3 separate regions of the Homo sapiens genome follow, and all the other regions are linked to region 3. The links are chromatin loops, found by intact Hi-C in ENCODE. Cell type or tissue: MCF 10A. All regions are shown on one strand.

The links. Hi-C counts contacts between places; a loop is a spot of excess contacts. Peaks named below come from ENCODE experiments on the same cell type or tissue, not always from the same donor. Only the 100,000 strongest peaks of a DNase experiment are listed, where the experiment ranks them.
Region 1: it touches region 3 in a loop (16-fold over the local background); 10 of 110 quality-filtered maps call a loop at or near these places.
Region 2: it touches region 3 in a loop (13-fold over the local background); 5 of 110 quality-filtered maps call a loop at or near these places.

The regions. Positions count from the first base shown.
Region 1 is chr15:100,378,991-100,386,990 of GRCh38, reverse strand. All of the region lies in intron 1 of CERS3-AS1 (CERS3 antisense RNA 1), which reads right to left. Among named protein-coding and RNA genes, the nearest start is that of CERS3-AS1, 10 kb to the right of the region's middle. In MCF 10A, a CTCF peak has its summit at 3,036 (motif pointing right); no DNase peak of the experiment used is centred here.
Region 2 is chr15:100,155,775-100,163,774 of GRCh38, reverse strand. The region is part of intron 8 of ADAMTS17 (ADAM metallopeptidase with thrombospondin type 1 motif 17); the gene reads left to right. Among named protein-coding and RNA genes, the nearest start is that of ADAMTS17, 180 kb to the left of the region's middle. In MCF 10A, a CTCF peak has its summit at 4,147; no DNase peak of the experiment used is centred here.
Region 3 is chr15:99,923,681-99,931,680 of GRCh38, reverse strand. No RefSeq gene overlaps it. Among named protein-coding and RNA genes, the nearest start is that of LYSMD4, 190 kb to the right of the region's middle. RefSeq lists a silencer at 3,242-3,301 and an enhancer at 3,023-3,317. In MCF 10A, a CTCF peak has its summit at 3,184 (motif pointing left); a DNase peak (open chromatin) is centred at 3,150.

The DNA of each region.
Region 1 (8,000 bases), 460 kb before region 3:
TCTTTCTGGTGACCAGCCCCACTTTATAGGTGTGGCTATAAAGGTGTGGCCAAAGGAACAGCTTTGGCTGTTGACTGTGGTGGTAGGTATCCAAAGCTATGCGTGTGATAAAATTGCATAGAACTATGCATACACACACACACAGACACACATGCACAAATGGGTTCATGCATAATTGGTGAAGTCCAAATAAACTGTGGGTTGTACAAATGTTAATTTTTTGGTTTTGATATTACACTGCAGTTATGCAAAATGCTATCACTAGGGATATGAGAGTGCAGGGTTGCAGGTTGCACAGGACCTCATTTTATATCTTTTTTCTAACTTCCTATGAATCCATAATTATTTTAAAATAAAAAGTTAAAAAAATGTCAAATAATTCCAACATCTGTGTCATTTTGATATTGGCATCATTAATTGTCTTTTCTCATTCAAGTTAATATTTTCCTGGTTCTGGCTGGGTGCGGTGGCTCACGCCTGTAATCCCAGCACTTTGGGAGGCCGAAGCAGGAGGATCACTTGAGGTCAGGAATTCGAGAACAGCCTGGCCAACATAGTGAAACCCCATCTCTACTAAAAATACAAAAAGTTAGCCAGGCATGGTAGTGTACGTCTGTAATCCCAGCTACTCAGAAGGCTGAGACAGGAGAATCGCTTGAACTTGGGAGATCGAGGTTGCAGTGAGCAGAGATCATGCCACTGCACTCCAGCCTGGGTGACAGAGTGAGACTCTGTCTCCAAAAAATATAAAAATATAAGATTTTTCTGATTCTTGGTATAACAACTAACTTTGTATTATATCCTAAACATTTTGGTTATTATGAGACTGGATTTATCTAAGTCTTCTATTTTATCACGCCGTTTTTGACACCATGATGGTGAGGAATAGGAGAGGAGGAGCTGCCTCATTAGTACCTGGTGAAGGTGGAAATCCAGTTTCCTCACTTTGCCAGTGTTGACACCCAGGTGCAGAAGGGTGTATCATTAGTGCTAGGTGAAGATGGTAGCTCAGCCTCCCTGAGACCTCTGCTGACATGCTGACACCACCCTGGCTAGTAGGAGCACTTCATTGCCCTTCCCCACATTGCTTCCACTGACACTGCAGAGTGGGATGAGCGCTCAGTATTGCTTGAAGGTGGTGAAATTCTCAGTTCCCCATCCAGCTTCCTCTGAAACCATCCCAGTGAGGAGAGGAAAAGACATGCAACTGATGGAAGTCTAGGTTCCCCACTCATTCTTTGCTGTGAGGAGCGGGAATGAGGGCACAGTTTTTTTTTCATGGCATTTGGCTGGAGCAGGGAAGTTACACACCACCATGCGGTTCCTTGGGTCCTGAGGGCCCTAGCCAGTCTGCCTTCTTTTCTCCACCTTTCAGTGTCTTCTTTTGCTTGTTTTTCATATAATGTCCAAGGTTTTTAAGTGTACTTAGCAAGAAGAATAGCAAAAAATGCATTTACTCCATCTTGTCCAGCAGTCTTTTCTTTTAATAACTAAGTTTATTCCATTTACATTTATTGGAGTAATACTCCTAAATAATACTCATATGTTTCTTATTTCAGTTTGTTTCCCCTTTCTATCTTTTCTATTGGGATTATTTTGTAGTTCATGTGGGTATGTGTTTTCCTTTTGCTAATTTGAAAGGTTTATAGTTGTGCTGGTGTTTCTAATGATTATATATAGGTTATATGAGAGATTGTAATTTCAGATATTCACTAGATTCTCCTAGTTTCCCCTCTTGCTAAAGTTCTGCTCAGACCAGGGAGCTGGGGGAAGCCTGCTCTGGGCGGCCCAGACCAGGGACTACAAAGTGACATTTGGCTCTGGCAGGGCCCTAAAAATTAGCCTTTCCTTCTGTGTGAGTGGCTGAGAAAGGAAAGGGGAATGTGAATCAAGTTTCTAATATGGAACCCTTTGTGTCCGCCTAACTGGGGAGGCACTCCTTAGGAAAGAGAGGGGATAACTGGGTCAACTGATACATTTTTACATTAATAAAAGTTGGGTATATTATATTTTACATTTTACTCAATCTGCAGTCCCTTAGGAATACTTCTAGGCTACTAGGTTTAAATTTCTATTGGAAACCCCTGTATTTTCTTGAGTTATAGGGAGGGAGTAAACTAAAGCCCTGAGGACGGCCTGGGGATTCCCGTGAACTCTCTGTGGGAACCTCCACCCACCATCTGTGACTTTGTGGAAGCCAGTGCTTTATCTTTCCGTCTTCCACTATCCCTGACAACAGGTGATTTTGTTGAGCTTTGCTTCCTGGGACTGGCATTAGGAAAACAACAGGCCATCACTGAGGATTGCTGGAGGGGTGGAATTTTAAAGGAGAAAACCTAATCCCAGCTAGGAGAAGGGTCTTGCCCAAGGTGGTAGCACTGCTTGGCCACACCCGTCCCATCTGGGTAGCCTGTTTTACCTTTTGGTAAAAGACTTTGGCCCCTTGCTGTCACAGCTGGGGCCTGGCTTCAACACAGGATTGGTGGAGTCTCTGCCAAGTGGCTGAAGGTTTCTCACTTGACCCTGGAATGGAAGCCCCGACACCCGCCCCGATGGCTGAAGGTTTCTCACTTGACCCTGGAATGGAAGCCCCGACACCCGCCCCGATGGCTGAAGGTTTCTCACTTGACCCTGGAATGGAAGCCCCGACACCCGCCCCTCAGGGCTTGGCTCCGAAAGCAGGCTGCTTGCTTCAGCAGTTTTCTTGGCTCCCTGCTCCCACAGCGACAGCCATGTCCCCTTCAGAGCCTCAACCACTGGCCTCCATGGATCTGTAACAGCCACCACTCAGCCCCCATGTGCGGTGAGCAAGTAAGTGACCCGGCCTGTCTCTCACAGTGAGCAAAGGCTTCTGGTCCAGATACTGTTCCGCAGCTGATGTGTCAACCTGCCCTGTGCTCCAGGGAAGCACAGATCTCCTCTCTCAGGGCTGTTGTCTCAGCTGCTTCTCCACAACCTGCAGCTCTGCCAAGCTGCCAAACTCTCCCTCGTCCTCCATGCTAATAAAACCTTCCACCAGGTGGCTCTCATGTTCCTGTGTAGGACAAAAATGAGGAAAAGAAGACAAAATGCCTAGGTTTTTAAAGAGAGAGAGGGGCAGGTGACAGAGAGAAATAAATGAGGGCCTTGTCCAGAACTGCTCTGAAGGACATCTGTCCCTTGGCAGCTGCCTCAGGTGCCCTACATTTACTCTGGGATTTGGGACGAGTCAAGGTACTCAGCTGTTGTGCCAGGCTTGGCATCACCTTGTGTGTCCTATTCCCACTGGTCACTGTGAGTTGTAGAAAGGTCCCCTGGAGCTCACTGCAAATGAGTCTTCCTTACCTATTGGGATCATTGAGAGGTCCCCAGTTCCTGTGGTGGACCTTTCATGGGGATTTTTTCTCTTTAAAACAATGCATCAGTAAAGGAATTCAGTGATAAGCAGGACCCCCTGGGCTCCTTCTGCACCAGCCTAGCTGGGTTGGAACAGATGTGGAGGCAACAAACACAAAGCCACGTGGAGTGATGTGGAACAGGCATGCCTCCTGGCCTGAGCTGCTGGGTTTGGGCTCATTCTCTTTTTCCATTCTAGGCTTTCCATGCTGCTGTTCTGAGGCAGGGGAAATGGGAAAGACTTTGCAACATTTACATTGGGGCCCTAAAATATAAACTGGATCTTGGAAGGCAGAGTTCAGCAGGCTGCCATGAATACTACTGAAGGACCCAGACACCATCAGGCTGGCATCCTACATGTGCTTGAGCAGGAGTCCGTAACCTGGACCTCACAGGGCTGTCCTCTGCAGAAGAATCTGACCCCTTGGCCCTGCAAAAGCAGACACACTGGGGTCAGGTCAGGGATGAGAGGGTGACAAGTCAGATGGCCAGGCAGCCATGGCAACTTAGTAGACGGTGCACAGCATGGCCAGCGAGAAAACGTATGGGGGCTGGGCGCGGTGGCTCATGCCTGTAATCCCAGCACTTTGGGAGGCTGAGGTGCACAGATCACTTGAGGTCAGGAGTTCGAGACCAGCCTGGCCAACATGGTGAAACCCTGTCTCTAATAAAAATACAAAAATTAGCCGGACATGGTAGTACATCCCTGTAATCCCAGCTACACGGGAGGCTGAGGCAGGAGAATTGTTTGAACCTGGGAGGCAGAGCTTGCAGTGAGCCGAGATGGCCCCACTGCACTTCAGTATGGGTGACAGAGCGAGACTCCATCTCAAAAAAAAAAAAAAAAAGCAAGAAAAGAAAATGCATGGGAAGGGCCAGGCCCGTGAGTAGGAGTGTTGCTTGGAATTTATTAGTAAGAATAAAGTACTGAACTGCAGATAATTTATTCTAAAAAAGAATGCATTCAGAATTATTTATCAAATTTCATCCAAATTATACATTTTATTTAATCAGTCTGCAGATGAGGAAAGGAAGGCAATTGAGGTGGAGCTACATGAAATGCACAGAAAATGGTTTCTGGAGTCAGGCAGCCCCTGACTCCAGGCAGCCTCTGACTCCAGAAACTCCAGTCGTGTGGGAATCACAGCCCACCATTTACAAGATAGACAGCCCGGGTCAACCACTTCATCTCTCTGAGCCTCTATTTCCTTACTTGTAAAAATGATGTCTTCCTCTGAGGTATGTTGTGAGGATTAAACGAGATACATTTGGAAGCACCTGGCACAGAAAAAGTGCTCGGAAAATATGAACTTCATTTCCAAAAAAGAAGCTGAGGTCACCCAAGCTGTGAACGGCGGAGCTTAGATTTAAACTTGGACTTTTAGCTGACTTCTGACAACCACACTCCTTGCATTGATGGATTAAAAATATTTATCGAGGCTCTCTGTGTGTCCATCTAAGGAGTTAAATTTATAACAAAATACCACACCATTCCTGACACCACTGAGTCTAGTGGATGAGGGACACTGGAAACACAGCGTATCAGTTAGGGCTCAGCAGGGAATGACACTCTATTCAAACAGTGGAAATTTCATGCAGATTTACATAGGTGTTGAAGGGCTAAGAAAAATCCAAAAGGGAGCACTGAGTTTCCCAGGTATCATGACTGTAGAAACTTGAGGCTTTTCCAGAATGTAGGCGCTTGGAGGAGAGGCCCCCTGGGACTAATGCATGGGTTCCCAGGGGATTGGCTCTCTATACCTGATCCCCAAGCTCTGGATATGTGGCTGGGCCTGGAAGCTGCTGGTTGTACCACCGAGAAGAGGAGTCCTGTGGCTGGTGCGGTTGGTGCTGGGACCTCTGAGAAGAGGACACAGACCAGTGGGTGTTGGGACCTCCACAGAGGAAGCCCAGATTGGCAGGTGAAGGAGGTGAAGGGGTAGTACCCTATTTCTCAAAGGGGTGCCACCTGGCTCAGGTGAAGATTGAGAGCTGGCAGCAGGGGCCATGGCATCAGCTACTGCTAACAGAAGCTAGCAATTAGGAAGGAATCCTCTTCTTATTCCCTTCCGTATTCCAGTTGTTGGGGTGATCGGACCCAACACCAGGTCATGGGGGTGACGAAGTCCGGTGGAGACAAAGGAATGAGAAAAGACAAGTTAAGAGAGAAAGTGGGACCAGGGGGCCAACGCTAGTATGGAGGCTGCGAAGGCCCCAAGCTCTGGGAGCTCACCCTATTTATTGGTGATCAAACAAAGAAACAGGTGGTGAGGATGTGGGGTTTGAAGGGAAGCGGTGTATCAAGTGAATGAGCTACAGCTGTGATGATTTAGCATGTTCTTTGACACATATGGCTACTTGAGATAATGGGAGTGCTAGAAGCAAGGAGCCAGCAAGTCCAGACACATTCCAAAGGCCAAGAGGGGGTTTAGACCTCGGGCCCCAGACATGTTCCAAGCCCTGCTTCAACTTCTCTCCCAACACTCAGCTTTTCTCCCAACATCAGTCCCTTATTAACAGTTCTTATTGGCAGATGTAACAGAAAGCCAACTGGCAAGGGAGTCTAGGACATAGAGTTTGTAGAGCCTCAGCCCCAGCAGCACAGAGCAGGATTTAGAAGGAAGGTTTAGAGTTGAGAAATATAGGTAAATAACTAGCCCAGTCTATCCCTTTGACAAATCAGCATGTATACGCACCTTTAAATGCATGTTTAAAGTTCAACAAATGGTGCTGGAACAATTGAATATCCACATGCAAAAAAAATAAATAAGTAAACTTGGATGCATACCTCATATGTGGTGATAAAACTGGGGGTTTGAAAGGCTTCAGACAACCAGCTTGAGCCTTGAGACTTTTGCCAAATTCTGAAACTCTACAGGAAGTAAAAAAGCTGAGTTTAAAACTAATGAAAAAATAGATGGGTCATCCTCTAGTCTCTTTGAGTTGAGACAAAAATCTCCCAAGCTCTCAAAAGAAAGCCCAGCTTTCTAGGGTTTACATTCAAGGAAGAAGGGGAAACCAGATGCAGGCTGGGTCTCCAAAAATATAAATGAATACATACGTAAACAAATGAGGCCCCAGGAAGACCTTACCCCTTCCACCATGAAGACACAGCAAGAAAGCACCATTTATGAACCATTTATGAAGCATTTCCTCACCAGACATTGAATCTATCAGATCCTTGATATGGAACTTCTCAGCCTCCAGAATTATGAGAAATAAATTTCTGCTGTTTCCATATTAATTGTAGGATGCTATTTATTTTTATTGTACACAAATGTTCAGAGCTGCATTATTGTTAATAGCGAGAAAGTGAAAACCAGCCAAATGTCTCTCAGCTGAGGAATGAATACATAAAATATTGGTACAGCCACACAATGGACTGTTATTTGGCAATAAAAAGATATGACATATCCATACTTTCGATAACATGGATGAACCTTGAAGCATTATGCTGTTAAAGAAGCTAGTCACAAAAGACTCATTGCATTTATATAAAGTGTCCAGAAAAGGTAAATCTATGGAGACAAAAAGTAGGTCTTTAGGGTGGGGACAGAATGTGGGGAGTATGAAGTGGCAGCGAATGGGTATGGGGGGGTTCTTTGACAGAGGACAAAAATACTCTAAATTATAGTGACGGCTGCAAAATCTTGTGAATATACTAAAAAATCAAAATTCAATAATTGGAAAAATTATACCACAGTGTTTAAGTAATGATAGCAATGATAGCAGATACTGTTTGGGGCTTTTGGTGTGTTGGCAATGTTTTTTTTTGAGATGGAGTTTCGCTCTTGTTTCCCAGGCTGGAGTGCAATGGTGTGATCTTCGCTCACCGCAACCTCTGCCTCCCGGGTTCAAGCGATTCTCCTGCCTCAGCCTCCCGAGTAGCTGGGATTACAGGCATGTGCCACCATGCCGGCTAATTTTGTATTTTTAGTAGAGTTAGGGTTTCTCCATGTTGGGCAGGCTGGTCTCGAACTTCCGACCTTAGGTGATCCGCCTGCCTCGGCCTCCCAAAGTGCTGGGATTACAGATGTGAGCCACCGTGCCCGCCCACAATGTTTTATTTTTTAAAATATGTATATTGACTATATATGTTTTCACTTTGCAGTTGTTCATGGAGTTATACATTTATGTTTTGCCCATTTTTCTACGTTAAGATTTTTTAACAGGATATAACAAGCAAGTGTTGCTGAGAAAATGGCCCCATCTCTAGTAGACTGGAGAGTCTACTATTTCACACCCCTGGGAATGTGATGGGAATACAGCAACACAACAGCTACTCTAAGGAAGAGCAACTTGTTTACTTAGAGAAATATGTCCAGAGAGAGCAACCTGTGTCCTGATTCCAGAGTCCTAGCTTCGGGAGAGGCATTGTGTCCCTGGGATGGAGTCTTTGAGGTCTGTCTTTGGGACACAGCTAACTGGCATCCCACGGAAGAGACCCCTAGCCTGTCTACTTATTCTAGAATGGCTTACACCACAAAGCTCTTTCTGCTACTGAAACACTGGGTTTTCCATCAAGTATAGCTGGATAAACTAATTTCTGAAGCAAAGGCAGACTCCAGGGATTTTTGAGAAAGAAAAGGCAGAGTCTTGCTCTGTCACCCAGGCTGGAGCGTGGT
Region 2 (8,000 bases), 230 kb before region 3:
TGAAAACTTCCTAGGAGCTACCATATTCAACTGTGTCTGTCTACATCCTTCATACCCAGATTTCCTGCCACTGTTGGAAACAGCAGCCATTTCTTAGAGCATCAGATAGAATTTAAACTTCACTAGCCAAGCGTGGTGGCGTGCACCTGTAATCCCAGCTACTTGGGAAGCTGAGACAGGAGGATCACTTGAGGCCAGGAGTTTGAGGCTGCAGTGAACTGTGATCATGCCACTGCACTCCAGCTTGGGTGATAGAGTGAGACCCTGTCTATTAATTAAAATTATAAAATTTAGATTTCAAATATTAAGACTCCACACCTCCTGCCCATGTTGTATAAAAAAAAATGTGGATCATGAAGCACCAGAGTCACCCTCAGCATGGGGTGGTGCTTGCAGCAAGAAACCCCAAGAGAAGGGTGGATACATGGCTTTATCTCACACACTCTCAGGGTGTCAGTGTGCACAAGCAAACACACGCTTGCTGACTGGAATAGGGGACAGAATCTCCCGTGCTTCATTCTCTCTGTCTCTCTTTATCTGTCTCAATAAGTTGAATTTTTGGTAAAAGTTAAAAGCCTACTTGATGTGAATCTTGTAAATGTATGGAGATGTATGTGTGTATATATGTACGTACGTGTAAGTGTAGGTATATACCTGTCCTATATACCTATAGAGAACTATATAGAACTATATAGTTATATGTATACACATATATATACATATATAGTTATATATACACATATATATACATATATAGTTATATATACACATATATACATATATAGTTATATATACACATATATATACATATATAGTTATATATATACACAAATATATACATATATAGTTATATATATACACATATACATATATAGTTCTATATACACATATATATACATATAGTTATATATATACACAGATATATAACTATATATAGTTATACACATATATATAATGTGTATGTGTGCATATATACTGTGTATATGTGCATATGTATATATATGTGTATATGTGCCTATATATAATGTGTATATGTGCATATATATACACATATAATGTGTATATGTGCATATATATACACATATAATGTGTATATGTGCATATATATACACATATAATGTGTATATGTGCATATATATACACATATAATGTGTATATGTGCATATATATACACATATAATGTGTATATGTGCATATATATACACATATAATGTGTATATGTGCATATATATACACATATAATGTGTATATGTGCATATATATACACATATAATGTGTATATGTGCATATATATACACATATAATGTGTATATGTGCATATATATAACTATATGTGTATATATAACTATATAGTTATATATACACATATATACACATATAGATAGTTATATATATAACATATATATAACTATATAGTTATATATAGGTATATAGGACAGGTATATACCTACACTTACATGTACGTATATATGTCTACACAAACCCAGGCAAGGCTACTTTGACTGAAGGCTGTACCTGACTCATGCACCTTACATCAAAATCCCATGTATATAGATTCAAGAATTGAGTACTTGCTTGTCACTTCAGTCCTCTGGTTAGCTTAGAGAGGCTGTGTGTATTGTATGAGTGTTATCCATATTTACCTGCTATGATGTTGTCTATTCTAGAAAAATACACTGAACACCAACACTATATTGGTCATTATTTATCCATTGGTGATTCCGAAGTTTGTACTGTTTTAGGATGATTCTTACTGACATGGTACTATGTGCATTTGAAGTACAGCTAAATCTATGGCGACCCCCAGTCTACTCTGGGGTTCGCCTTATTGCTGAATCCCTGAAAGCTGGTGGGCTCATTTTTCTGTACAAAACACAAACAAATACCTTCTCCGCAGTGAGAGGCTTTTGATGCTATTGCTGCCTATTTGTTTTGTTCTCCGTAAAGGGGGTTATTGATGATCATGGAAATTGACCCTGTTCTTCTACCTGTAAATGAGTGCAGCCTGTTATCCCCTAGTGGCATTTAATCTTGTAGGTAGCATTTCTGAGTAGCTCAAGACTGGGGGCACAATCTGGTCCTTGGCAAGAAGTACTGACTGGAGAATTTCCCCTCTGGTGCAGAGCTGGCCTGTTAATTATTGTTATGTTGATTAGCAATAACAAATACACATCTGCCCACTATTTCTTAGAAACTGCCATGGGCCATTCCAGTTACTGCAAAGTCAATAAGCATCTATTGAATAGGAATTGCCAGGCAGTATCCCCACAGGGCTATGAAAGTAGGGCTGGAGTCAGCCTTCCATGGAGAGGCTGTGTTCACGGGAGCCCAAGCTCTTCATCCCACTCCGGGGATTCATTCCACAGACTCAGCCAAGACTACTTTGAGGTGAGGCCGGACCTGACGCCTACACCTGACATCAAAATCCCAAAGCTTCTGAGAGACAGGTACGGTCAGAGCCAGGTAAAGCTGAAGCTTCCAGAGTGGCAGAGGTTCCGTCTAGAACACCTACTCATGTCCTGCGAGATTCGGAAGCCAGGAGGGGTCGAGTGCTGTGGGAATCCTCTCAGAACTCGCCGCACGGTGTGCTTTGTGTCTCCCAAAACAAATACAGAGCAGCATGTTATTTTAAGATAAAATCAAGTCAAGGCCATGAAGTTATGACTGTGTCTGATAAAGCTGGGCCACGTGAGACACAAGGCCCATCTGTGCCCTCAGCCCCACAGTCACTGAAAGTTAAAATTACTGGGCATACTTAATGCCACACGTTTTCGTTAAATATAATGTTGCCAGAAATAATAAATGCCCTGGGACATAAACTTAAACTAATATGAGTTTCTCAGTCAAAGTAATCTTTAATTTAAACTAAAAATAGCCTAGACAGTAGTTGATGTCAGCCTCAAGTATCAAGGCTCCTCCCGGTCTAATGCTGGTTAATCAAACTGTAAAGTGATGAGCCGCTTGGCATGTAAACATTTTAAAGGAGATCAAGCGTGATCTATATTAGAGACAAACTCCAGAAACCCAAGAATCCCACTCGGCTGATTTTGCTGACTGGAACATTCCTTGGGGAAGTCCTCTCGGCCGGCAGAGTGAAACGCTCACTGGACGTGGTGTGCTTCGGTTGGCCACATCCCTGTGAGGAATATGGAGTTGCCAACAGCACAGCCATCTTTTCCAAGCGCTTTTGTAACCATCCTGTGTGTCTCCTCAATCACCAGGTTCTCTGGCCAGGAGAAGAGGCCCTGTGGGAAGAAGGAGCCCCTTTCATTTGATAACCAAGTTGTCTACTGAGAAAGCTCATGAAATTTTCTTCCATAAATGAGGAGACCATCCTCCCAGGGCTTGAGTCTCCTCCCATTGTGGTTTTCCAAGCAACATCCATGTTTGAAAAACCCTTCTGGTAGCTGCCCAGGAGATCCCAGCCAGGGAGAATGGGAGCAGCTTGTCCAAGTGCACGGTTAGAATACTTAATTCATGTGTTGATCCTCCATCGACTTGTGCCCCAGGTTTGAAAAGTTCTCATTACCTGAGGTGGGAGATGCCTCTGATCCTGGCCAAGGTAGGGAAAGAGGTTTTAGAGAATGCCTACAGGGAGAGTTGTTTTCTTAAGGGACTTGAATATTTCTCAAAGTAAGATAATGCTGTATCCATTTGGTGAATGTGCAAATTTTGTAACGTTTGACACTGCAGCTGATGAGACCCTCTTTACTGGGGGGCCATTCCAGGAGAAACGGGTTTTCTGAGTGGGGTATTTGAGGGGCAGTGACCCAGGCAAGTGCAACCTCTGTGTAAGTTCCCAGATGATTTTCCCCAGAACGCAGCTCATGGTTCCAGACCCTGTGGCTTCCTGAAACTATGCATGTTCTTAAAGAGGCAAAACGTTCCTTTCTCTTAGGCTTACATTCCTGAATGTTTCACATCGTTGATACAATGAAGGCCTTGCATTTGCCTCGTTGCTTCCAAGTGCAAGATCATGTTCCAAGTAGAGACTCTAGTCTGTGACTCAGACTAGGACTCCAGGGTCTGTGAGTTGTGACCCTTATGAAGAGACATTGTTAATGCTGATTAAGACCATGCCTGCCAAGGCTGGAGATAGCAATTTGACCTGGTCCACATGCAATGGTTACACCATGAGGTGGCAGCTGGAGCCACTTTTTTCATGAGACATTTTATTTCTATAACCTCTGTACATTTGGCGGAGTTCATTGAAATCCATCAAAACTTTCAGAAGACCTGCTCATTTAAAAACTCTCTCACCAGTTTTATTTAAAGAAAGAAAATCAAACCCTAAGTCAAATTTAAGATAGTTGACTTTTAATGTCCTTTGCTAAGCATACTTGAAAAACCAGTCAGTTCCTTTAACAGTTAACATGAAATAGAGAAAGAAAAAGCTACCAGGTAGAAGAAAATAAAAAGCTGATTTCACCTAACATAAAGTCCTTAAGGTTCACCCATGTTGTTGCATATCGCAGAATTTCTTTTTTTAAGACTGAATAATATTTCATTGTATGTATAGACTACATTTTATTGATCCATCTATCAGTGGCTGTTTAGGTTGGGTTCATATCTTGGCTATTGTGAATAATGCTGTAACTGAACGTGGGAGTGATGTCTCTTGGAGATTCTGGTTTCAATTTTTTTGCGTAAATATTTTGAAATAGAATTGTTGGATCATGCAGTAGTTTTATTTTTAATTTTTTGAGGAACCTCCATACTGTTTTTTTCATAGCATCTATACCATTTTGCATTCTTACCAACGCCATGCAGGGGTTTTAATTTCTCTGCATTCTCACAGACATTTGTCATGTTTTGTATTTTCATAGTAAACATCATGAGAGGTGTAAGGTGGTATCTCATCAGGGTTTTGATTTGTGTTTCTCTGATGATTAGTGACGTTGGGCATCTTTTCACGTGCCTGCTGGCCATTTGTATGTCTTCTTTAGAGAAACGTCTTCTCAAGTCTTTAGCCCATTTTTAACTGGGTTGTTAGTTTTTTTGCTATTGAGTTGTAGGAGCTTCATATATATTTTAAAACTTAATCCGTTACTTTATGCTAAATGAAATAAGCTAGTTGCAGAAGGAAAAATACTGCAGGATTCCACTTACATAAGGCATCTAAGATAGTCAAATTCATAGAATCAAAGAGTGGGCTTGTATTGCCAGGGGCTGGAGGGAGGAGGAAGGGGGAGCTGCTCGTCAGTAAGCATCGAGTTTCAGTGGAGCTCAGGAGAGCTGCTGAACAGCATTGCAATTGTAGTCCGCAATACTGTATTGTAAGCTTAAAAACTTCAGAGGGCAGCTCTCATGTGAAGTGTTTTTACCACTGTGAAATACAGTTAAAGAAAATGAACCTCAAAAAAAGAATTCATACTGAGAGTGAAAGTAAAAAGAATTTTTTTGGTGCCAAGGATGAATATATTTTTAAAATCTTTTTTATTTGTAACAGGATTTTTTTAAAGCTGAATGGAGATTGCTTTCTCATGCACTTGTGTATAAGTAAACATTTTCTGTTGCTCACCCAAAAGTAAAGTAAAAAGCTGAGTAATTGCATTGAAAAAATAGAACTCACTTTATTCAACAAAGTGACCATTAAGCAGTGGCTGACGCCTGTAATCCCAGCACTTTGGGAGGCCGAGGCGGGCGGATCACAAGGTCAAGAGGTTGAGACCATCCTGGCCAACATGGTGAAACCCTGTCTCTACTAAAAATACAAAAATTAGCCAGGCGTGCTGGCGCGTGCCTCTAGTCCCAGCTATTCGGGAGGCTGAGGCAGGAGAATAGCTTGAACGCGGGAGGCAGAGGTTGCAGTGATCCGAGATTCTGCCACTGCACTCCAGCCTGGGTGACTGAGCAAGACTCCATCTCAGGAAAAAAAAAAAAAAAGAATATAGCTAAACTGTTCTCACTGGCCATATTTGTCTGATAATTTCTTCAGTCTTCCTTTAACCCTAATTGGATAGATACCTGACACTGAGGCATGAGGACGAGACTGAATCTAACGAGAGGTGACTTTTGCCATTCTGCCAAGCAGTCTGCCACCACGCCAGATCAACACACTTGTCATGGATATGAGTTGTCCGGTATTTTTTTGGCACTTTCTTTGCTATTAAACAGATAATTCGTTCAATAAATATTTTTACCAAATGCTCGCTTTGCACCAGTTTCTGCTGCCCTGAGAAAATAGGGTGAGTTGGAAGAGCCTGTGGGCCTCCAGTCAGGAGGGTCTGAGGTTGATAGCAGTCCAGACCACGCGAAAATATGGCCATCTATACCTAGGTGGCGATGCAGACACTCCCTTTTCAGAAATGACTCTAGTTGGTCACTTGAGCAATTAAGCAAAAAATTGATTCAAGTGGAGAAATAACAAGACATTATATGTAAGTGCCTTAGACATTTTGTTTTAACTTAAGCTATAAAAACATTAGTTTTTTTCAACAATTTTGTAATGGAGAGGGAAAGCCTCTTCTTTGAGGACGGGTGTCTGCCAATTGGACTTCCATGTCACCTTCTGATATGGTTTGGCTGTGTCCCCACCCAAATCTCATTTTGAATTGTAATCCAATGTGTCGAGGGAGGGACCCGCTGGGAGGTGATTGGATCATGAGGGTGGTTTCCTCTGTCCTGTTCTTGTGACAGTGAGAGAGTTCTCACAAGATCTGATGGGTTTGTAAGCATCTGGCATTTTCCTTGCTTGTGCTTCTCTCCCCTGCCACCATTTGAAGTAGGTCTTTGCTTCCCCTTCACCTTCTGCCATGATTGTAAGTTTCCTGAGGTCTCCCTGGCAGAACTGTGAGTCAGTTAAACCTCTTTCCTTTAAAAATTGCCCAGTTTCAAGTGTGAAACACTTTATAGCAGTGTGAAAATGGACTAATACACTTTCCTCACACAAAGCATGCCTATAATAAGAGTTTGAATCTAGTTTCTTTTATATGTGCATGTGTGTGTGTGTGTTTGTATACACATAAAAAGGATTGTAAAAGACTTGTGAAGCAGCCTTGGAGCAGATTTTTATGATTTATTCATCTTTCACAGTTGTCTTGCCCACACCCAGTTGGACAGCAGTCTATCTTAGCTACTGGCTAAATCTGTTTTCATGAGAACAACAACTTGGTGTTTGTCCCCATATTTCGTTGGTTAACCCAACATGTAGCCACATGTATGAATTGAAATAACAAGTGTCACTGACATCAGTAGGTTTAAGAATAAATACAATGGAAGATTGGTAAGGATGCCCCCCCTCCACTGACGGGGGAAGTCACATGTGGGTGATCAGAGAGGGCCCCGCTAGCCCAAAGTTCCAGAACACATGAGCGCCAGGCAGCGGATCCTCCAAAGGACATGGGTGACTTTAGCTGATCCAACTCCACGTGGGAGTTGGCCAAGGGAGCATCTCTGTAGGCAAAAGGGTGTGGGGGTGGCCTGCAGGCATGCAGAGAAGACAGGATGGGTTTCTTTTGGGGAGACACCACCATTAGGCAACAAGCAGGGTTGCTGACGGAAGATGGTCAGATATCTATGAGCAAACTAGGAAAACATGGCTCTAGAGCAGAGTTTAGAAACCTCTTTTATCATTATCTGTGTCAGTGTTCATCTCTTCTCCCAAGCTGGCAGTGATTTGAGGTCTTTTCCTTGTGGTCCGTTACCTGGCACTTGGAAAGTGTCTAATATTTTTGAATGAATGAAAGTACATGTTCTTTTTTGTTGTCGTTGTTCCACTGAGATTGTTGAAAGATGGTCATCCTTATACACGTTGGGGCATAAGAACTCTGGGTCAGCAAACTGGGCAACTGGATCTTGCGTGCTGCATGTCTTGGCTCACCCCAGTGAGGGCAAGTGTATAAGCTAAGATCACTGTTCAGCTCACAGTGTGATGAGCCCTCCAGGCCTAGACAGGCATCCTGGTATGTCTCAGGTATAGCTGAATAGGGAAGGTGACAGGTGTGATCTTGTTAGATGTGAAAGATAGAAAAGCCATACTCTGTAATGAGTTGGAAGGC
Region 3 (8,000 bases):
TCTATGGAAACACTAGGTTTAGCCTGCACTAGGTGGAGAAGGGAAGAGAGATTGACGTTTCAAAATGAGCTATCAGGGGACTTCTATTTACAGCAATATGAGAAACTAGGTAACCTGAAAGGCAACACCCACCGCAATATGCTCAGAATTGCTTGGTGCAATAGAACAGACTCTAAATGCAGAGTTCAACAGAAAGTAAAGGCCAAAAGATGAACTGGGAACCAACAATTAGGTATACAACTTCATGATCTCCCCACCCACCAGGGCTGGCATCCTCTCACTAACTCAGGGGCTTGGATTGTTTTGTTTTGCTTTTCGAGACAGAGTCTCACTCTGCCACCCAGGTTGGAGTGCAGTGGCACAATCTCAGCTCACTGCAACCTCCACCTCCCGGGTTCAAGTGATTCTCATGCTTCAGCCTCCCGAGTAGCTGGGATTACAGATGTGCATCACTATGCCTGGCTAGTTTTTATATTTATTTTTAGTAGAAATGGGGTTTTGCCATGTTGACCAGGCTGGTCTTGAACTCCTGGCCTCATGTGATCCACCCAACTTGGCCTCCCAAAGTGCCAGGATTACAGGCGTGTGCCACCATCCCTGGCCTAGGGACTTGGGTTTTAATGCTGTGAGGAATTGGAGAGGAAGCCTTGGACCTGCCCCACAACACTCATAAATGAGGGGTCCTTCAAGGGCAGGATGCACTCTCAGTAATCATCATCTAGAGAAAGTTCCCCCACTGGCAGTTATGTCAGGGATATTAGACCTGGCCTGGGCTCTGAGTAGGGAAAATGATTCTCCTATCAATTTGTCATCACAGGCCCATACTCATGTGATGGGATTAGGCTGTATATGACATGCATGGGCCAGAAAATCCCCAGGTCAAAACATTGGTATGCAAAGCAGTCCTGGGCTGGTGATAACGCCAAGCACCTGGCTGAAGCAAACCCAAAAGCACTCTGGAGGCACCCACTCTCATGTAAGGTACAGAAGATTCCAATAGATGAAGTCCCCATTAAGACCAGCTCACAATCCCAAATTACAAAACACTGGCAACTCCAAGTCAATAAACTTCAGGGATGGAAAGCCAGTAGAATGATCAAAACAGAGCCTACAAGATAAATTGGCTTAAAATTACTAAAGACCTAAAATGAGAAATAAAAACAGAAAAAAAGAATCAAGATACATGAAAAAATAGGTAAATTTTAAAAAGTATTTCCAGAAAGTAAAATTTTAAAAATATAATTACTGAAATAATAGAAATACCTCTGCAGATGGGTTACCGCTGATTCTCAAAGTTTATCACACCTGAGGATCCCCTGGAGGGCTTCTTAAACACAGACTGCAGGGCCACCTCCAGAGTTTCTGGGGCAGGGCCTGAGAATTTGCATTTATAAGAAGTACCCAGGTGAAGCTGCACTGATGATCTGGGGACAACGGGTTAGCTGATTAACTCTGGCCAAAGACAAAATTCTGACTGACCAAAAGTAGTTGACAAGTTAGTGAATAAAGTTGGGTTATTTTAATAGGTCTTCTATCCAGGGGAAAGGAGTTTCAATCAGCACACAGTTGAAAGCAGTAACTGAGAAAAATAAAACCATGTCCACGTGCATGTTTCAAATACACTGTCAGGATTTTCAATAGTCTAAGTAGTCTGTATCTTGTCCAAGGTTACAAGAGACAAAGAACATTATATATTGAGAAGAGATTCAATACAGCAAGAATAAGTAGTTATAAACATTTAGCACTTAACAGAATATGCAAAGCAGAAAGGGAGCGAATTGGAGGGAAAAGTAGTTCTACAATAATCGTCGGAGACCTCAGTCCCCCACTTTCAATAATGGAAAGAACAACCAGACAGAAGATAAGAAAGGAAATGAGAGGACTTGAACAACACAGCAAGCCAAGTGGACCTAACACACACCACCAGGCCCCCAGTGCATTTCAGCTGAGGCCTCTGGACACGAGGCCCACGACAGGTGTCTTAGTGGGCCCACGACTGCTGTGACAAATTACCACAAACTTGCTGGCTTCCAACAACACACGTTTATGATCTTACAGTCCTGGAGGTCGAAAGAGTAAAAAGAGGTCTCACTGAGCTGAAATGAAGCTGCTGGCAGGGCTGCGTTTCTTTCCGGAGGTTCGTTGGGAGAACCTAGTCCCTTACCTTTTCCAGCTGCTAGGCAGAGGCCGCCCTGTTCCGTGGCCCGTCCTCCATCCCCAAAGCCAGAAAAACCGGGCTGAGACCTCCTGGTGCTGTCGGCCTTCTCTGTTCTCTGTTCTCTCTCTTTCTTTCTCTCGCCTCTCTTCCTTATAAGGACAGGTGATTGCATTGGGCCCACCTGGGTGACCCAGGCTAATCTCCTTACCCATTAAGCTCCCCATCCTCAGCCTTTTCTTCTGTCAGATGGAGAATATAATCCCCTAGTTTTAGGGAATTTTGAGGAATAAATCGGATTACTAAACTGTGAGTTCCTTGAGTCAATAAAGATTAACTGAGCACTTACTGTGTGTAAGGCAACTTTCCTAAGTGCTAGGGATACGACAGTGAACAAAACACACAAAAATGCGTGTTTCTGTCTGTGTGTGCAATTAATCTACCTTAATTCCATCCGCAACTGTAATTCCCTTTTGCCATGTAAGGGGACAAATTCACAGGCTCTGGGGAGTAGGATGTGGACACCCTTGGGGCGTTTATTCTGCCTTCCGCAGTGGAGGACTGCAGACGCTGTGGGCGAAATGTTTGGAGCTGGTGCCATTAAAACCCTCTGCAGTTCCCGCTCAAGGTGCAACTCTCAAGTACTGGCACCTGGGTTTGCGGCCACGTGAGGCTCTGAGCAGCATGGGCCTTGGGGACACTGAAGATATCAGAGGCCCTAGAGGTATGTGTGGCTTCCCAGGTTAAAGTTGGCACGGAGAGAGAAGAGCGTGGCAAGTCAGGCAAACCCGGTGAACTCCCTTTGTCAGCCTTCCTTCCGTCTGCCACAAGGAAGGCCTGTACCAGAACCCAGGGCCTTCTGGGCTGAGAGGCCGCAGCCTGCATTGGAAGGCCACTGAGTCACGGACGTGGGAAGATGACCATCGGTGTCCGAGACGCGAGTATAAAGCCAGGCGCTGCCACTCACCAAGCTGCGCGATCTCGGGCGAGCAGCGCTTCGCCAGGCTCGGCCCACGGCGACGCCACAGTGCCACCTGCCGGCCGGACGCCCTCGCTCGCGCACCCCGCCCTCCTCACTCGCGCACCCCGCCCTCCTCACTCGCGCACCCCGCCCTCCTCACTCGCGCACCCCGCCCTCCTCACTCGCGCACTCCCCCGCCCTCCTCACTCGCGCACTCCCCCGCCCTCCTCACTCGCGCACTCCCCCGCCCTCCTCACTCGCGCACCCCGCCCTCCTCACTCGCGCACCCCGCCCTCCTCACTCGCGCACCCCGCCCTCCTCACTCGCGCACCCCGCCCTCCTCACTCGCGCACTCCCCCGCCCTCCTCACTCGCGCACTCCCCCGCCCTCCTCACTCGCGCACTCCCCCGCCCTCCTCACTCGCGCACTCCCCCGCCCTCCTCACTCGCGCACCCCTCCCTCCTCACTCGCGCACTCCCCCGCCCTCCTCACTCGCGCACTCCCCCGCCCTCCTCACTCGCGCACTCCCCCGCCCTCCTCACTCGCGCACTCCCCCGCCCTCCTCACTCGCGCACCCCGCCCTCCTCACTCGCGCACTCCCCCGCCCTCCTCACTCGCGCACCCCGCCCTCCTCTCTCGCGCACCCCGCCCTCCTCACTCGCGCACTCCCCCGCCCTCCTCACTCGCGCACCCCGCCCTCCTCTCTCGCGCACCCCGCCCTCCTCACTCGCGCACCCCGCCCTCCTCACTCGCGCACTCCCCCGCCCTCCTCACTCGCGCACCCCTCCCTCCTCACTCGCGCACTCCCCCGCCCTCCTCACTCGCGCACTCCCCCGCCCTCCTCACTCGCGCACTCCCCCGCCCTCCTCACTCGCGCACTCCCCCGCCCTCCTCACTCGCGCACCCCGCCCTCCTCACTCGCGCACCCCGCCCTCCTCACTCGCGCACTCCCCCGCCCTCCTCACTCGCGCACCCCGCCCTCCTCACTCGCGCACTCCCCCGCCCTCCTCACTCGCGCACCCCGCCCTCCTCTCTCGCGCACCCCGCCCTCCTCACTCGCGCACTCCCCCGCCCTCCTCACTCGCGCACCCCGCCCTCCTCTCTCGCGCACCCCGCCCTCCTCACTCGCGCACTCCCCCGCCCTCCTCACTCGCGCACTCCCCCGCCCTCCTCACTCGCGCACCCCGCCCTCCTCACTCGCGCACTCCCCCGCCCTCCTCACTCGCGCACTCCCCCGCCCTCCTCACTCGCGCACCCCGCCCTCCTCACTCGCGCACTCCCCCGCCCTCCTCACTCGCGCACTCCCCCGCCCTCCTCACTCGCGCACCCCGCCCTCCTCACTCGCGCACTCCCCCGCCCTCCTCACTCGCGCACCCCGCCCTCCTCTCTCGCGCACCCCGCCCTCCTCACTCGCGCACTCCCCCGCCCTCCTCACTCGCGCACTCCCCCGCCCTCCTCACTCGCGCACCCCTCCCTCCTCACTCGCGCACTCCCCCGCCCTCCTCACTCGCGCACTCCCCCGCCCTCCTCACTCGCGCACTCCCCCGCCCTCCTCACTCGCGCACTCCCCCGCCCTCCTCACTCGCGCACCCCGCCCTCCTCACTCGCGCACTCCCCCGCCCTCCTCACTCGCGCACCCCGCCCTCCTCTCTCGCGCACTCCCCCGCCCTCCTCACTCGCGCACCCCTCCCTCCTCACTCGCGCACTCCCCCGCCCTCCTCACTCGCGCACTCCCCCGCCCTCCTCACTCGCGCACTCCCCCGCCCTCCTCACTCGCGCACTCCCCCGCCCTCCTCACTCGCGCACTCCCCCGCCCTCCTCACTCGCGCACTCCCCCGCCCTCCTCACTCGCGCACCCCTCCCTCCTCACTCGCGCACCCCGCCCTCCTCACTCGCGCACTCCCCCGCCCTCCTCACTCGCGCACTCCCCCGCCCTCCTCACTCGCGCACCCCGCCCTCCTCACTCGCGCACCCCGCCCTCCTCACTCGCGCACCCCGCCCTCCTCACTCGCGCACCCCGCCCTCCTCACTCGCGCACTCCCCCGCCCTCCTCACTCGCGCACCCCGCCCTCCTCACTCGCGCACCCCGCCCTCCTCACTCGCGCACCCCGCCCTCCTCTCTCGCGCACCCCGCCCTCCTCACTCGCGCACCCCGCCCGGCAGTGCGGCCCGCACCCGCCCCCTCCCGAGCACCCTGGCGCGCACTTAGCCAGTACCTGCGCGTGCACCTCGGCGTTCAACGCGGCCTTTGCGGCGGCTCTCCCCTTGGACCTGAGGCTTCCCGCTTCGTTCTAGAGTGAAGGCTGGAAGAGCCCAGACAGGAAGGTGTCAGCTCTGTCCCACACCCAGGTGGCCTGTGCTGTCCCTTAAGTACAGCAGCAACAACGTCACCTGGGGAGGAAAGCTTCATGGAGCTCACCAGATTTGCAGGGGTGAAAGATGGAGGGAGGAGGGGAGTTGGATTCCTATACTAGTTTTTATCTGGATAACTTCTGAGCCAAGCACAGCTTTGTGAGCCTCTAGAGACCCCCTAACCTACTTGCATCAACTGGACATAAAGAGGGGAGCCCAATAGCAACTGCATCCATTCTAAAACCAAAAGCTACTGTTATTCGCCAGGCATGGTAGTAAGTGTCCTATGAGTGTTAATTCATCCATCAAACATTCTTTGAGCTTCCCCTCTGAGCCAGATCGTGTCTAGGTGCCTGGGATGCAGAGGTAGCGAACGTGCCCACACAGGCATACACACGCATTCCTATCCCCTCTACTTCGTCGGCGCTGTTGTTTGACATAGGAATTACTACCACCTAAAACACTATATATTTTACTTTATTTTTCTTATATTATTGTCTGCTACCACACATGTATGCCTGTGGACATCCACACCAACCCCCACACACACACAGACACATTTTTTGTGTGTTTTGTTCACTTTTGTATCCCTAGCACTTAGGAAAGTTGCCTTACACACAGTAAGTGCTCACTCTTTATCAGCTCAAGGAACTCACGATTTGGTAATCTGATGTATTCCTCAAAATTCCCTAAAACTAGGGGATTATATTGTTCATTTGACAGAAGAAAAGGCTGAGGATGGGGAGTGGCCTGCATGGACTGATTCAACTCTTAGCAGTGGAGATGGGAGGCAGACCCAGGTCTGCTGATCCTAAATCCTGTCCTCTGAGTGTCCCCCATAAGCTAATTACTGGAGAAAGCAGAAAGAAAAGAAACCACTATTATCAGCATTGCTTTTCATTTTATTAATCTGAAGAGTGAACACAGTGAAAGCAGGCAGCTACATGTTAGCTGTAGACTGTAGACCACATCTGTTCAAGAATCCCTCCGAGATCATTACATATAAAAATGGCAAATAAAATAATTTTAGCTTTATTTATTTATTTAAAGTTCTACTGAGATAGCAATAAAATAAGGAAAACAATGAGAGGGCAGAAATTCCATTGGAATCAAAATCCTGTATGAGTGAGCTGAATTTTGTCCTGAAGGCTTCTGCTGGTTTCCAGTCGCCTAGAACCACAGTTACACTGAACTATGCTGGGTACAAATGACCAAAGTAAGAGGGGAGCTGGGCTGGAGGAAGAGTTCTGACCAGAGACCCCTGCATAAAGTCAGAAATCCCAGAACTCAATACCTTCAGTGGGTGAGCACAGAAGCAAAGAAATAAAACATTCCCCTAACACATTCCTAACCATCTGTCCCTATTTGACTAGGAAGAGGGCAAGAATCTACACTTTTTGTGAAAATTGAAGCCCCCTCGCAAATAGAAAGTTTTGGGTTTGGTGTTTTTTGTTTGTTTTTTGAGATGGAGTCTCACTGTGTCACCCAGGCTGGAGTGCAGTGGCGTGATCTCGGCTCACTGCAAGCTCTGCCTCCCGGGTTCACACCATTCTCCTGCCTCAGCCTCCCGAGTAGCTGGGACTACAGACGCCCGCCACCATGCCCGGCTAATTTTTTTGTATTTTTAGTAGAGACGGGGTTTCACCATGTTAGCCAGGATGGTCTCAGTCTCCTGACCTCGTGATCTCCCCGCCTCAGCCTCCCAAAGTGCTGGGATTATAGGTGTAAGCCACCGTGCCCGGCCTGGGTTTGTTTGTTTTCTGAGACGGAGTCTCGCTCTGTCACCCAGGCTAGAGCGCATTGGCTCACTGCAACCTCCACCTCCCAGGTTCAAGCAATTCTCCTGCCTCAGTCTCCCAAGTAGCTGGAATTACTGCCACCCACCAACATGCCCGGCTAAGTTTTGTATTTTTAGTAGAGATGGGGTTTCACCATGTTAGCCAGGCTAATCTCAAACTCCTGACTTCAGGTGATCCACCTGCCTCAGCCTCCCGAAGTGCTGAGATTACAGGCATGAGCCACTGCTCTCAGCCAGAAATTTTAGTTTAAAGTGATCTGAAGTTGACTGTGCTTCCTGGCATCTAGCATAAGCAAATATAAGTTCTCTCCAAAAGGTTTAAGCTGAGGCCTTAACGATTTCTCAAAGATAGTGACTAGGAACATGATTTTATAATCAAAAGTCACAAAACACATGAAGAAACAAACTGTCATGAAATAGGTTCCATGCTTGGTAATGGTAGACTGAGTGAATCAGAACAGCTCTCCCTCAAGAACAACAGAAAATCTTGACATCATTGGCAAGCAAACAAGTGAGTGAGAAATTATGGAAAAGAGACGGAATTCCAGAAAAGTTAGCTCAGAATTTGAAATCATTTTGACCTGGGGATACTAAAAAGGGATCAGCCCTCAAAGGAACTGAAGACCAACCGCAAAATTATGTCAGTCCCTGATGATATTAAGATGACCTGGGGTAACTGGGGCTTCTAGTCTCATTGCCTAGAGAAAAAGTAATCCTCTTAAAATGTAGATACA